2 separate regions of the Homo sapiens genome follow, and region 2 is linked to region 1. Evidence: read pairs that join two places in POLR2A ChIA-PET (ENCODE). Cell type or tissue: Panc1. All regions are shown on one strand.

What was found. Peaks named below come from ENCODE experiments on the same cell type or tissue, not always from the same donor. Only the 100,000 strongest peaks of a DNase experiment are listed, where the experiment ranks them.
Region 2: POLR2A ChIA-PET joins it to region 1 with 6 read pairs; 2 of 35 experiments call an interaction of 5 or more read pairs at or near these places.

What each region holds. Positions count from the first base shown.
Region 1 is chr9:72,145,307-72,149,306 of GRCh38, forward strand. It overlaps a transcript of GDA not described here. Among named protein-coding and RNA genes, the nearest start is that of GDA, 2.1 kb to the right of the region's middle. RefSeq lists enhancers at 925-2,124, 3,833-4,000. In Panc1, no CTCF peak of the experiment used is centred here; no DNase peak of the experiment used is centred here; H3K4me3 peaks cover 249 bases; H3K27ac peaks cover 398 bases.
Region 2 is chr9:72,006,953-72,010,952 of GRCh38, forward strand. It overlaps the pseudogene HSPB1P1. Among named protein-coding and RNA genes, the nearest start is that of C9orf57, 52 kb to the right of the region's middle. RefSeq lists an enhancer at 439-970. In Panc1, no CTCF peak of the experiment used is centred here; no DNase peak of the experiment used is centred here; H3K27ac peaks cover 250 bases.

The DNA.
Region 1 (4,000 bases):
AACAATTCCTGGGAGTTTACTGTGATGAGACAATGTATGAGAACAACTGGACTCAAGATCCAAGTCCATCCTATATTAACTGCACAGGCAAGCCAACCTCCCTGAACCCCAGTTTCCCCATCTGTGGAATGTTTAAAATACATCCTCTTCCTATTTTATAGGGTTGTTGAGAGGCTCAAAATTAGATAATAGAGGAGAAAGCCTTTTCAAACAGTCAGGTTCTATCTAGCAAAAAGGACTGACTGACTAAGCTACAGGTATAATTACATTCATGAGATGAGCAAAATGTCAAAGCTAATCATGCTATGGTCTAGGTTTTGGCCTCAGGCAATTGGAGGTTTAGAACACGATGATCCCACCCCAGTAGTTGGGGAATTTGGGGGCTACTTGGCTCCATCTGAAATAGAGAAAATTGAGATTGTAAGAAATGAAGCTTTAAAATTTTTCTCTATGTCTGAACATTCTCATAAAATGTTGGAAAACTAAATAAATGAAATAAAACTCATCCTTAAGTTCTAGTCCCAATGAATTGTTCACCATTAGCAGACACCCACTATAGCCTCTTAATTTTTATGACTAAAATATAGGCACTAGAGCCATCTCCTGCAATTCAATATTCATATAAATCTATTGAGCACCTCCTAGTGACCAGGGACTGTGTTAAGGGGATGGATACACAGAAAGAAAGAGGACATGGTCCTTCAGAAAAACACATCTTCTTTGGGGTATAGATGAGTAATGGAACAATTACAGCACACCCACAAACTCAGGGGAGGAACACTTAACACTCTAGAGCAGAAATGTAAAGATATCCTGGATAAAGGTGAGGGGGGGTTGGGGGTTGGGGGAGTGGGTGGGACAATGAGGCAGACATGGTGTAAGGTGGTAAAAGGGCACCACAGGCAGAGAGAAGAGTGTGAGCAAAGCGGATTCATAGCATATGGGAGAGTGGAGGTAGCCAAGCCTGAAGAAGCAGCCAGGGAATATTCCATGCCAAGGCGGGGCTCTTTTTTTCTGAAGGAAGTGATATGTGGGGGTGGAGCACTAATGATGCTTGGGCTGTATTTTGAGGGTGAATATGAAAGCTCTGTACTCCCTCTTTCCTCCAAACCTCTGTAGCCAGGAGAATATTTCCCTGGGGATACCAGAATGGGAGTCAAAATTGCAGGAGGACCAGCAATTTAAAGGAGTTGCCACCTCCGAGAGTGGAGTCTCACCCTGTTGCCCACGCTGGAGTGCAGTGGTTCAATCCTGGCTCACTGCAATCTCTGCCTCCCGGGTTCAAGCGATTCTCCTGCTTCAGCCTCCCTAGTAGCTGGGACTACAGGTGTGCGCCACCACACTTGGATAATTTTTTATATTTTTGGTAGAGACGGGGTTTCACCATGTTGACTAGGCTGGTCTCGAACTCCTCACCTCAAGTGATCCGCCCTCCTCAGCCTCCCAAAGTGCTGGGATTACAGTCATGAGCCACCATGCCTGGCTGGGAAGCCAAGACTTCTGGCATGTGGCTGAGCCATGCTGCCTGGCAGTATAGCACCCAGGGCTTCTGGATCCTGGGCCCAGGTACCTACAACTTGACTGGGAATGGAAGTGGAACTATGCATTGCTCAAAAGAGCTAAAATTTACCTGAGGAGCACTAATGCCATGTCACCTGGAGGTTCATGGCCAATCCTTCTGCTTAAGACGATTAATTTCTTTAAAAGCATCATAATGATTATTCATCCTATAAACCACATAGTAACAACATTAAAAAAATCAAAACAAAATTCTCTACCTAGCAATTCCATTATCTCAACAGAACAACACACATTGTTTGATGTACCTTTTCAATTCCAGCAAATATGCTTATAGCTTTTCATGGTTTTCATCGTAGCATAGAAGCTGTTTTTTGTTTGTTTGTTTTGTTTTGTTTTTTTGAGACCGAGTCTTGGTCTGTCACCAGGCTGGAATGCAGTGGCGTGATCTCAGCTCACTGCAACCTCCGCCTCCGGGGTTCAAGCAATTTTCCTGCCTCACCCTCCTGAGTAGCTGGGACTACAGGCACGCATCACCACACCCAGCTAATTTTTGTATTTTTAGTAGAGATGGGGTTTCACCATGTTGGCCAGGATAGTCTCAATCTCGACCTCGTGATCCACCCGCCTCGGCCTCCCAAAGTGTTGGGATTACAGGCGTGAGCCATCGTGCCCAGCCAGAAGCCATTTTTGAAAGCTTAACATTGTGGCTATATATTTCTCCTGTTGTTTTTAATAACTGTATAATGTTCTATCAAGTAGATATATTCTAGTTCATAAAACTAGTCTCTATTTTTTTTTTTTGACATTTAGGTTTTCATTAAAACCTAATCATCAAAAAAATTATTAACCGTATCTGTTTTAGGAAAGTAATACATCTGTTGGAAACATCTGATTGAATCCTATCTCAAAAGCCATTTTCTTCACCTTTCTGTCTGAGGTTTTTGTGTATACAAGGGAATGTTTTCAGTGTGCTGGCTGTCGGTACTGCCAGGAGGGAGTGCAGTTGGCAGAATCAGGAGAAAGTGACAAGGAGCAGGGACAAGTGTAATGACCTCAGCTGCAGAGATTCCTAATTCTGGATCCCTGGTAGGGTGATCAACCATCTGTGTGCATGGTTCTGACGGTTTTCCTGAACGGCCTTTCAGTGCTAAAACCAGGAAAGTGCCTGGTAAACCAGGATTTGTTGGTCACCTTAGACATTGGTTATGGGGGAGCTGAAGGAACTGAGAAGGGAACGAATCATTTCTATAAGCCAGCCCTGTGTCTTAAAAGCAGCAATTCAGAGAAAAACTGCTCACACACTGCAATGAAACCCTCACCCTTTATGTAGTTGTCAAAATAGTTATTTGTCTCAGGTTATGGCTCTGCTCACAGAAAAACCATCCATTCATTTATTCAATAAACATGTATGGAACACCGGCATTGTTCTAGGCATAAGACACATTCCCTGCTCCTGTGGTGCTTCTGTTATTGGTGTGTGTATGTGTGTGTGTGTGTGTGTGTGTGTGTGTGTGTGTGTGTGTGTATTGGTGAGAGGGAAACAGGAGTAAACTAAAAAACACAAAATAAAGAAGAATGGACACAATAAATGCAATGGCAGAAACAAGATGGATTAGTGGAGTAGAAACTGCTGGGAGTCCGGTGCCACTTGGTGGTCAGGAAAGGTGACTCCGAAGAGCCTGACATTTGAGACAAATCAGTGGTGAGAAGAGCTGCCAAGTAAAGCGCCACAAGAGGGATTAGGGGCAGAAGGAACAGCACGTTAGAGGGCCCTGAATGGAAGCCAGCTGGGTTTCATGGAGGAACTTAGTGAAGGACCCTGTGGTCATTGTGTAGGGTGGGAACGCTGACCCTAGTTATGACCCAGTCCAAGCTCCATTTTCATAAGTGGGGATGATAAGCACACTGAGGCCCACGTGTCTTGTCCACAGTCTCTTGATTCCCAATTCAGCACCCATGGTACCATTGCTGCCTATTTGACTTGAGAACTTAATTTTCTCCCTTTGTACAACTGGAAGTAAATAAAAGAGATTCATTCATTTTACACGAGAAAAATTGGTATTGGAATTGTTTGCGGACAAACACAAGAACCAAAAACATTAGCCTCAAGGTGAAGAGAGGAACCTTGGCGTCCACAATGACACCCAGTTTAGGGGTCCCCAGAGATGTTCGGTAAGACATGCTTCCAGAACCTTCCAGGTGAGGACCAATACTAATTCTGCAGTCTACATAAACTAAAAATGAAACTGGTCATAAGGTAGGCAGCCCCAGCTGACCTTTCACCTGTGCCTGAACTAATGCAAGTACAGGACCTGAGTGCTACAGGTTGAAGAAGTAAGTGATCCTAGGAGTTGAAGGGTCAGAGGAGCCAGGCTGACACAACTCATAGAAGGTGGAGGAAGCTGATCTTCTGAGCCTCAGCTGTGGTTGATCTTGATAACTCAAAGAGTTAACACAACCAAAACTAACGCAAGGGTGG
Region 2 (4,000 bases), 140 kb before region 1:
GCAATTAGCCATTTTTTGGTTTTTGTTATTTCTTTTCTTGTTTATTTCCGCAATTAGCCGTTTTTTTAATGGCTATTAAACATAACTAGTAAGGTCTTCACTTTAAAGTTATAAAAGAATTTCTGAATTTCTATATGTTTTCTTTTTAGAAGTTGTATGCCTTCATATTTTACATTTAAATCATTGATCCACTTGATATTTTCTGGGAGTAAGATGTAAGATATGGTTCCAACTTAATTTTTTCCCAGACATTAACTAGTTATTCTAACACTGTTTATTGAATAATCATTACCCTGCTCCCGGATTTGAGATGCATCACTTGCTAACGTAAAAATTTGCATGTATTTAAATCTATTTATAAACTTTCTAATCTCTTCTGCAGGTCTATCTGTTATACTGTTTTAATTACTGAAGCTTTTTCGTATGCTTCAATATTTCTTACAGTTAGTTCCCGCTTACTGCTCTTCTTTTTTTTTTTTAGACAGAGTCTTGCTCTGTCACCCAGGCTTGAGTGCAGTGGCGTGATCTTGGCTTACTGCAACCTCCGCCTCCCAGTTTCAAGCGATTCTCCTGCCTCAGCCTCTTGAGTAGCTGGGACTACAGGCACCAGCCATCACGCCCAGCTAATTTTTTGTATTTTTAGTAGAGACACGGTTTCGCCATGTTGGCCAGGTTCGTCTTGAGTTCCTGACCTCAGGTGATCTGCCCGCCTCGGCCTCCCAAAGTGCTGGGATTACAGGCATGAGCCATCGCACCGGCCTGCTCTTCTTTTAAAAAAGTTTTTCTATCTTTTTTTTGTTTTTTTTGGTGGTTGCTTCGAACTTTATTTGAGAAAAACAGAAGATAAACGTATCAAAAGAACACACAGGTGGGTGCGGGGGAGGCACAGCCAGTGGCGGCAGCAGGGGTGGGCATCCGGGCTAAGGCTTTACTTGGCGGCAGTCTCGTCGGATTTTGCAGCTTCTGGGCCCCCAAGCTGGGCCCGCGACTCGAAGGTGACTGGGATGGTGATCTCGTTGGACTGCGTGGCTAGCTTGGGCATGGGGGCCTCCACGGTCAGTGTGCCCTCAGGGGACAGGGAGGAGGAGACCTGAGTGGGGTCCACACCGGTGGGGCAGCGTGTATTTCCGCGTGAAGCACCGGGAGATGTAGCCATGCTCGTCCTGCTGCTCCTCGTACTTGCCTTTGTAGGTAAGAGCTTTTTTAAGTATACACTTAAGGATTTATCTAGTCCTTACCCTCCAGCCCCTGCCCGGAAAAAAACAACCCTCTTCGTTAGACAAAGAGGAGATTAAATTTATAAATTCCCTTGGGAGAAAATTAACACCTTTGATGTTATCTTCCAGTTTAAGAACATTGTATGTCTTTCACTTGCTCAAGTCTTCCTTTATGCCCTTCAATAATGTTTCAAGATTTTCTTCCTACAGACCTGGTATATTACTTATTAGGCTTATTCCTAGGCTTTTTTTTCCTATTAAAATTGGGGATTTTTCTTCCATCGTGTCCGAATGTTGGTTAAGTAAAAGCTATTTATATTGTATATTACTTTATACTATATCACCTTGCATAATTTAATTTTTATTTATAGTATTTTTCAGTTGATTGCTTTGTATTTTCTAGCATAGAACCATATCATTTGCAACCAGCAAACGTTATGTCTTTTTCTTTCTTTTACGTGTTTTTTTCACCAAATCTTTTGGATAATATCTCTGATACAATGTTTAATAAAAATAATGATAATGAGCATATTTTTCTTTTTCCTGAATATAGGGGGAGTGTTTCTAGTGTTTCCCCATTAAACATAACACTGGTTATTTATTGGCTGAGATAGATACATTTTGTTATGTTAAAGATATCAACTAGCTCAAGTTTGTTAATAGTGTTGCTCAAATACTCTTTATTCTTACTGGTTTTCGGCCTGCTTTTCCTAAAAGTTATTGAGAGAGGTATTTGAGTGGGGGCAAAGATTTATTAAGTAGGACACAAAAATCACTAACATAAAGGAAAAGTTTGATAAATTGGACTAAAATAAATTTAAAAATTCTGTTAATCCTAAGACATCACTAAGAGAGTAAAAGGCAAGTCACAAGATATTTGCAATGCCTATATCTGAATATAAAAAGGAACACATAAAAAGCTTGATAAATATAGCTCACCAACATAAAAATGGGCAAAAGAACAGTCAATTCACAAAAAAGGATGTTGAAATACCAATAAATATATGAAAAGATGCTCATTAGCCTTTAGGGAAATTTATGATTAAAACTACAATGACAATCCACTGGTATAGCTAAAATTAAACAGACATCAATATAAAGTATTGGTGTGGCTGGACCTGGTGGCTCATGCCTGTAATCCCAGCACTTTGGGAAGCTGAGGCAGGAAGATCCCTTGAGGTTAGGAGTTTCAGAGCAGCTTGGCCAACATGGTGAAATCCCATCTCTCCTAAAAATACAAAAATTAGCTACACTTGGTGGCAGGCACCTGTAATCCCAGCTACTCAGGAGGGTGAGGCACGAGAATCCCTTGAACCTGGGAGGCAGAGATTGCAGTGAGCCGAGACCGCACTACTGCACTCCAGTCTGGGCAACAGCAAGACTCTGTCTCAAAAAAAAAAAAAAAAAAGTATTGATGTGAATGTATAGCAAGTAGAATTCTCATCCATTGCTGATAGGAGTATAAACTATTTATATCCACTTTGCAAATATGTATGGCAGTGTCTTCTAAAGCTGAACACCACATTCTGCATAGATGTAGAATTCTACTCCTGAGTATGAAATAGACACAGAAATATATGCCAAAAGAAAAGACAGGTACAAGAATGTTTATATCACAACCATTCACAACATCCCCAAACTGGAAACAATCCAGATGTCTGCCAAAATTTAAAAAAACATAAATGTGATATATTCTGTAAACAAAAAGGTATCTGAGACAGGCCACAGTCAACTTAGAAAGTTTATTTTGGCAAGGTTAAGGACGCACCCATGACACTGCCTCGAGGTTCTGATGACATGTGCCCAAGGCGGTTGGGATACAGCTTGCTTTTATACATTTTAGGGAGACATGAGACATCAGTCAATATGTGTAATGTAAATTGGTTTGGTTTGGTAAGGTGGGACAACCTGAGAAGCCAGAGCTTCCAGGTCATAAGTAGATAAGAGACAAAACATTGCATTCTTTTGAGTCCTTGATCAGCTTTCCACTGAATATGAAATGGGAAAAGTTCCCCTTATCCCCCTCACAGGGCATGCGATGGGGTGTGGCTTGCTTCTTCAGTGCCTGGCTATTCAAACCCCTAAGGGGAGCAGGCAGACACACAGGTTGTGGGGCTCCAACCCCACAGCAGTGTCTAGGGGTGAATGTTTACAGCTCCTGAGGCCCCAGAGGGCGTGTGTTACAGGGTGTTCTTTTAGTTTAGCTGTCTGTAGGTGGCTTGTGTTAGTCTGCTCGATTAGACCCCCTGCCTTATCGCAAGGACAGAGGGCTTTCTGTATCTGAGAGTTTCTTTCCTTGATGTACCAGAAAAACTGAATCACCTATGGGCTTGGAGAGTGAGTGCAAGGTTTTATTGAGTCGAAGTAGCTCTCAGCAGATGGGGATGCCAGAAGGGGATGGAGTGGGAAGGTGGTTTTGCCCTGGAGTCAGGCCGCTCAGCAGCCCAGGCTCTGCTCTGACCACCCTGGCCAAACTCCACATTGTTCCATAGGTCGATGGCCTGCCGGCTTGCCAGCATCTGTCCGTGTGCTCTTACACCGGTGTGTTCCTCTCGACGTCCAGCTGCTTGTGTGCATATCCGCTAGGATCCTGGGGGTTTTTATACCCGCAGGATGGCGGCATGGCAGGCCAGGGTGGTCTTGGGAAATGCAATATTTGGTCACAGAGGCAAGGGTGCCTGTCCTCATCTAGGTCCATGGGCACAGGCCTGGGGGTGGAGCCCTCACCAGGGACCTGCCTACTCCTCCCAGCACTTCCCTGCCCCCTTCCATATCAAATACAC